2 separate regions of the Mus musculus genome follow, and region 2 is linked to region 1. The links are chromatin contacts, found by Hi-C or POLR2A ChIA-PET in ENCODE. All regions are on one chromosome and are shown on one strand. The core of a region is the stretch at or near the end of the contact, and the rest is flanking DNA. Distances in the headings are between cores, read along the strand shown. Region 1 overlaps Gask1b (golgi associated kinase 1B). Region 2 has its middle 83 kb from the start of Gm36569.

Evidence for each region. A loop is a pair of places that touch in the nucleus more often than their neighbours do. ChIA-PET counts read pairs that join two places held with the same protein, here RNA polymerase II (POLR2A).
Region 2: a loop to region 1 is called in a map of heart, with 2.6 times the contacts of the local background. The contact joins two enhancer-like sites. A Hi-C loop is called at or near these places in 3 of 37 maps with a recorded cell type or tissue (T-helper 17 cell, heart and left cerebral cortex). POLR2A ChIA-PET finds 5 or more read pairs at or near these places in 1 of 5 experiments (Patski).

What each region holds. Positions count from the first base shown.
Region 1 is chr3:79,934,471-79,938,114 of GRCm38, forward strand. Gask1b (golgi associated kinase 1B) reads left to right here. Exons shown (of 4, transcript NM_133187.3): 3 at 2,125-2,351. Among named protein-coding and RNA genes, the nearest start is that of Gm36569, 49 kb to the left of the region's middle. Within about 2 kb of position 1,866, at least 1 of the 3 ENCODE cell types and tissues checked has a DNase peak (open chromatin) inside an H3K27ac peak, as active enhancers do; it is heart, where a contact is called at or near this core.
Region 2 is chr3:79,968,143-79,971,786 of GRCm38, forward strand. No RefSeq gene overlaps it. Among named protein-coding and RNA genes, the nearest start is that of Gm36569, 83 kb to the left of the region's middle. Within about 2 kb of position 2,094, at least 1 of the 3 ENCODE cell types and tissues checked has a DNase peak (open chromatin) inside an H3K27ac peak, as active enhancers do; it is heart, where a contact is called at or near this core.

The sequences.
Region 1 (3,644 bases), core at 616-3,115:
GAGAGCAGCAGAACTGAATAAAACACATTATCTGAGGCCTTGCCTGTACATGCCTAGGCATACATAGGCATACACTTGCACACGGCAATGTATTCACCAAGTACATGTTTGAATCTGAATACCATCAGTAGCCATCATTTCCCAGAAGAGGAACTGGTCATAAATACCTATCATCAGCGGTGGTGTTGGTCAGACTTGCCTAGCACAGCAGGCTGTCAGAGAATTGGTGAAATCATCAGAATATCTCATGATTCAAAATTAGATTATAGAGAACATTTTAGAATACACTGTAGAAAACAGTCAGATGAGGGGGTGGCAATAAAAAATATGCCCTCTGTCATTCTCTCCAGTTTCTAATTACTCATGCTTTCATGAGGTTTAAAAATATCAACTATAAAATACAATTGTTACAGAGATGCTGACAGAGCTTAAATCCATGAGAGCTTAAGATCAAACATGAATTCATTCAACATTCATGGCTTTCATTATAGTTTGGATCATAATTCTCCCCTATGTTCTGTCTCCTGTGTTAAAGGCTCGTGGCACTGCTGGGAGATAGGTATTGGAATCTTTAAGAGGGACAGAAGTAGGTAGATCTCTGAGTTTAAGTCCAGCTTGGTCTACAGAGCAAGTTTCAGGGTAGCAAGGGCTACACAGAGTAATACTGCCTGAAGCAGCAGCAGCAACAACAACAAACCAAAAAAAAAAAAAAAAAACAACAACAACAAAAAGAAATAAAAAAAATAAGTTCATCCTTAAGAGTTAAAATCTAAATGTTTATTCTAGTATAGTCAAAAAATGTTTCATTTCTTCATGAGTGTTAATCTAGTTGAACATGAACATATGATGGTGTCTATGAAAACTGACCTCTAGCCAGTTTAAGCTTGGCTCACCGTTTTGCAGACTTTAGTCCCTAGCTGGCTGCCCTCATAGAGTTTGGACTTCTGGAAAGGCAGTGGTACAGGGAAGAGTAAGCTAAGAATCAAAGAAGAGCAATGAGGGTCTTCATCCCTTTCTGTGGCCTAAATGGATCACTTAAGACCACCTACTGAGTCTCATCTTTCAAGGTTTCTACCACTTCAACAGTGTAAGTCTGGGAACTAAATTTCTGCTCTATGGGCCTTTGGGGGAAGCATTTAGATCTAAAGTAAAGACTGTATGCCCTATTAAGTGTGTCTAACCTGTGGCACAGGGCCACATACATTTTAGGATAGCTGTGACTGTGGTCCAACATGTTTGCAAATAACAATGTCATGCTTCAGCATCATAATCTTGGACAGCCCTGCCTGTTAGGGCTGTGTACAGTATTTCATTAATCTTTCTACTAACTGCACAACATAAATAAGTCATAGCATGCAGGTGACTGAACAGAGTCAGTGACATGAAGGAATCTATACTAGGTTGCGTAGCTATCAGGTGTAAGACCAGAGGTTTGAGTTTAGGTGACTAGATTCCTGAGTTCAAGTTTACTTCACTCTGATTATCCAATATAACTTTTTTCTTGATCAAAAGAAGTGACATTAAGCAATACTCTAGTCAACTTTGCAACTTTTTTTTTCTAGTTCTTCCCACTATAACAAACCCCTAAAGTCTTTATAACTTTGTCACATATTCAGAATCTAGTGATGTTTCATTGTTGGATCTCATACCTTCTGTAGAGTTCTATTTCAGGTTAGCTACTGCAATACTACAGTCCAGCACAGTAGACTTTATAACCAGTAAAGTAGTAAGAATCTGTAGGGCCCAATCCCAGAAAGAAACCAAGAGCTAGTCCCTGGGTCTGTAGAAATACTATGCTGTCTTCTCCTTCCTGAGGAAGTCAGAGATTCTGCTGGCCACATGTTTGCATGTGATTCTGTGGGCACTGTGGCTATCAAGGGCGGGGTCGCCTGAGTTGGACGATCTGCTGTTAGCTGAAGCTGGAACTGCTTAGGACGCTGTGTGAGTCAGAGGGCTTTGAACTACGGACTTATTCTAGCAGCTGCTTTTCATTAAAGCAGCCTGGCCTGCATGGGTTCTGGCAGGTCAGCTGTTCAGAAAGCTCCCAATTCTTTGGAAATGTTCAGACTTTCCCAAGCTTTTGCTCAGCATCTTGGATTTTGTTCTCATTTCCATTTTTTTCAGATTTATAATCGCTTGGATACAAATTGCTGCGGATTCCGACCTCGAAAGGAAGATGCCTGTATACAGAATGGACTGCGGTCGAACTGTGAGGACCAAACTTCTGTGACGTTAGCACACATTATCCAGAGAAAGAATGACCCAAGGCATTTGGTCTTCATAAACAATAAGGGCTTCTTTGATAGAAGCGAAGATAACTTAAACTTTAAGTTGTTAGAAGGCATCCGAGAGTAAGTTTTGTGTTCATTGTGGGAAGCCTATCTCACTCTCTAGAGTGTTCTGAAATTCTCTGTGTAGCTCAGACTTTTCTGAAACACACTGTCATTCAAGCTGACCTCAAACTTACAGTTCCCTTCCTGCTTCAGCTTTCAGAGGGCTCAGATTACAGGAAGGAGCTGTTACATCCAAAATGAAGAGTACATTTTCTAATACAGTGACATCTTGGAAGATCACATGTTTGTTAACAAACAGTAATGTTTTGTGAAGACTCACATCTTATGTTAGATATATTTAATTTCCAAAGAAACTCTAAGTGTGGGAATAGAGATTCCCAAGAAGAAAAATAGCATTCCAAGAGCAGACAGTACATCTATGAGCAGTCCACAACACCTACACAGCTCTTTCCACAGTCTGCCTTCACTGCCAGGTTCAACTTTCATTGTGAAAACCATGTGGGTGAGGTTGGACATGCGCAGGGCTGTCAGGAGTAGGATAATCAGATGGCAGAGGCTTTCTTATGAGAGCAGGGGATTGGACATGGCAGGAACAGTACAGATGTCTAAGTCTGTAATAAAGTATTTGGCATGTCAATGGAACTAATAGGCATGGCAGGATGTTGGATTCATGATTAGCCCAAGTGACTGTTATGAATATAGTAGGAAGGTAGGGCACCAGAGGACAGCTGGCCCTGTAAACTGGGTAGGAGGGCTTTTGAGTACTCAGAAGTCTTATTGGCAGACAGCCTGTGGGACTGGATCTTGAAAACTACAAAGGAGGGGCTGCGGGAGGCGAGACAAAGAAGAGCTGTTGTACTCAAGATTGGCCCAAAACTCAGAGATGACCCAAATCATTTGGGAGACATTTGGTAGGACCTAGAGTGGATGCAGAGTAAAGAGGGAGGTAGCATGAAGCTAAAGGAGATAGTGCTATACTGGGGAAGTAAGAACACAGTGGGTCTCATGGCATTTGGGGATAGCGGAGACTCTTACAGATGGCCTCTGGTGGGGGAGCAGGGGGGAGGGTGTTGGGGAGCCAGGGGAGAAGGACTCAGGTTTCTTTAAGGGACTAGCCATGGGAAGTTTGACCATGCTCCAGTGAGTATATGGGTAACACAAATTGGATTTTCTTTCATTTGCTTCTTCCATTTTTGGGGAGGCGGGGAAGTTCACAAGGGTGGGAGGGCAGAGCTGGAAGGATTGGGAAGTGAGTGTGATCCTGGTGCGTGCTGTAGAATTCCCAACGAATCAATAAAAATACTATGTTGAAAAAAACAAGTGCAGCAGGACCTGGCTACAAAGCCTGAT
Region 2 (3,644 bases), core at 844-3,343, 34 kb after region 1:
TTATTCTGGATGTTCTATATCTGAGGTACTTCAAGAAGTTGAAAAGAAAGTAACTGACAAGATAGGTGCAAACCTAAGATATTTTAGTACCTTGGAATCCAGGACACACACACACACACACACACACACACACACACACACACACACATTACAGAGGGAGGGAGAGAGAGATGGAGGGGCAGAGGGAAGGAGAGAGAGAGGGAGGGAGAGATAGAATAGGGAAAAGGGAGTGAGAGGTAAGAAGCTATCACTCTGGGACAGACTTTATTATTATACGTATTTATAGTTAGCAGTATAAGTATAAATAATATGAATTTGTACTTTTCCCAACCTTCAGTCTGATTCTGGAGGAAAAAACATATCTTTTTCATTTGGAGGAAGGAGAAGTGAAGCAATTATTACCATCTTTCTATGTTTTTCCAGCCTGTGTGCTGGAAGCAACCTCCAATCTTAAGACCATTTGGTCCAGCTGTGAAAAGTAGACTCGTTGTCAACTGGAAGCCAACGTGAACAGCTGCCTCCTGAAACCCCTGAGAAGAAACTTGTTTCTCTGAGCTTTTTTAGCAGAAGATAAAAACCATGCTTCCTCTGGTGAGTTGATGTGTTTGTTTGGTCCCCTTGTTATACTGTTCTCTCCTCCATATCTGAGCATGAAGACTGAGCTTTACAATATGGTTTGAATAGGAAATGCCTCTCATAGGCTCATGATAGGAACACTTGGTTCTTAGTCGGTGACACTAATTTGGAGGAGCTGGTATCTTTAGGAGATCGAACTAGAAGAAGTAAGGCACTGGGGGGAAGGTCCATGGGAGCTATGTTATCCCTATGTGCCTCCTGTTTCACTCCTGGTTGCCCATGAATATTTCTTATCCATCCTGAGTTCCTTCTGTCATAATGCTCTACCAAAGTCTATAGGACCAACTAACAATAGACTGGACTCTCTGAAACTGCAAATTAAAAACAAGCCTTCTTTCTTTACAGGGTAGCTCTCAGGTATTTTGGTCAGTGGTAGAAGCTAATTCAGGTCTAAAACATGGGAATTGTTCTGGGGGAATTTCTATTTTTAAAGTTTGGTGCTAAGGATTGAGCCCAGGTCCTGATGCATGGTAGGCAAATGACCAACCATTGAGCTACACCCCTAGTCCTTCATCTGAGTGTTTTGTAACTGATCTGACATGAACCATGCCAGACAAATAAGACCTAATGAGAGGTCAAATTACTATTTAGTCACACCCAATAGGGTCAGAAAGCATTTATCTACTCATTTAATAAATCATTACAGTTTCTCATTTTACTGCAGAATTAATCTAAATTAGAGCAAATTAATCATTTGATCAGCTTTCAGTAGTGGTTCTGGGTAACCTTTCTGTCATTTTTTTCTTCTTTTCTGAAGATTATTGTATACCATAAAACTAGGGGCAAGAGAGGATTGTGGGAGCACTCACGTGACTCTTCTTACACTCTGTTGGGGAGTTGAGATAGCCCTTTCAGAGACCTCTTCCCTAGCAGCACAGGCAGCGTCACACTGACTTCCTGCCCTTTGATATTTGATGGGTTGGTTTTTACTGTTGCATGAGTGTCATGGTTACTTATTTGCTTTTCAGACTAGAGTTGGATTAACTAATCATTTACAAAATTATATGCTCTTAATGAAAAGTAGAAACATCGGGCTGGAGAGATGGCTCAGCAGTTAAGAGCACTGACTGTTCTTCCAGAGGTCCTGAGTTCAATTTCCAGCAACCACATGGTGGCTCACAACCATCTGTAATGGGATCTGATGTCCTCTTCTGGTGTCTGAAGAGAGCAATGGTGTACTCATATACATAAAATAAATAAATACATCTTTAAAAAATATAAATGGTAAGATCTGAAGTGTTTCACAAGCTGGAATGAACTGTGAGGACCTTAAGAGTGACTGGATAGGATCTGGCAATTTGCAATGAAGATCTCATTGAGGCAGATTCTGAAAGCTTGCTGCTTCCTCTGGTGCCTGTCTCTGCTGCACTGTGGCAGATACAGCCATTAAGGCAGTGGTTCCCAACACTGTGGTCTATCCGTCATTTCTGTACTTTCCCTCATTGGGGTGTTTTTCAGCTAGCTCTGACCTTGGAGTATACCTTACTCCTTTTGGATAGCTGTGCAGACAGCATCTGCTTCCGCAGTTGCCAGTGCCAAGGTTATCTGCCAAGAACAGAGCACAGGTTTCTCATCCAGTTGCAAGTAATTGACTCTTATAAAGGACTTCATGGGAATTAGAAGACCCTTTGCAGTTGAAAATTATGAAAAACATCTGCTGTATTTGTGGACAGGAAAGATGTTTATAAATTACATATTTGCCTTTTGCAAGTACGTGAATTCTCAACTTCACCTCTCCCCTCTCTCTGGTAGGTTTTGTAAAATTTCTGAATGATGGCTAGAGCAAAAACAGTCAGCATGTAGTTTAGTGACAGAAATAACTGTAGGACATGAGCAACATTTTTTTTTTTTCTCACAGCTTCATGTTAGTAACCTCATGTATATATGTGCAGTGTTACCCGACTATCATTATATGTGACTTGTTTCAGGAAGATAGATAAGGTGGTAGCCCATATCTGCTGCTGGAAAAGAAAAGATATGATTAGTGTGGGTAGCCATGCTTACAACTTCCCTTTGCACTTCCAACAGGGTCCACGTATGGCCACTCCCCTCACTAAGATCAAGTAGCTGAGGGAACTTGGGCATTTATTAACCAAGTTGTCTTATATTTATGGTCTTGGTGCATCTGTGAAAATATAATTGGAGGAAGGAACTACAGCATATTTCTGTTTTGTAGACAAGAAAATTGAGGAGGTTTTATAAAAGTTACCCTATCCAAGGACAGAGCTAGTCAATTACAATGCCTGTCCTTGAATAAAGGACGCCTAATTTTAGAGTTCTTATTTGAATGTTGTATTACATTATGTCACTGGGAAGGTTGAAAAAAGTGGAAATAAAACTATTATTTAGTGATTTCCAGAAAGATAATACATCTGTATTTTATTTTCTGTTAAAAATCCGAGTTGGGAGATCCAAGTTACTTCATAAAGATTGACTCTATTCTTCAGTATTAGTTGTCTAATCCTTCTCATCAAAATTCATATTTTCAAACATCCTTAAGAACTGTTTGGCTTCACAACTCGATCAAAACAGGATTGATTCAATTGCTTTGCCATTAATGGAACTAGACTTTGCTTCCACTGAATGGCTTATCCTTTTCACTGACTGTGGATACTCAGCTTAATGCAGTCAGTGATGCAGAGATTCATGCTCTAAAATGTTTCCCCATTGATTAAAAAAAAAGATGGAGGAAAATTAATCACAGTCCTCATAAAAATGCATTCCTGCAATTATGAAGCCATGGATGGTGCTTGGAATTTCTTATGGTACAGAAAATGAAAATGGGAAATAGGTTATATGCATTGCAGGGAGAAGGCGTAACTTCCAAAAAAGTCAATCTGAATTTTATTGCCAAGTTTCAAGGGCATGAAACATTATTTGATTAGGACGGTGATTCTTCTATGTGTAGCTGTCTGTTCAATATTCAGGGCGAGGCACCGACAGCTGCCCAAGCAAAGCCTTCAGTGGTTTCTGTGGGCAACTGAAACGCTGAAATGCGGGAGGGCTGC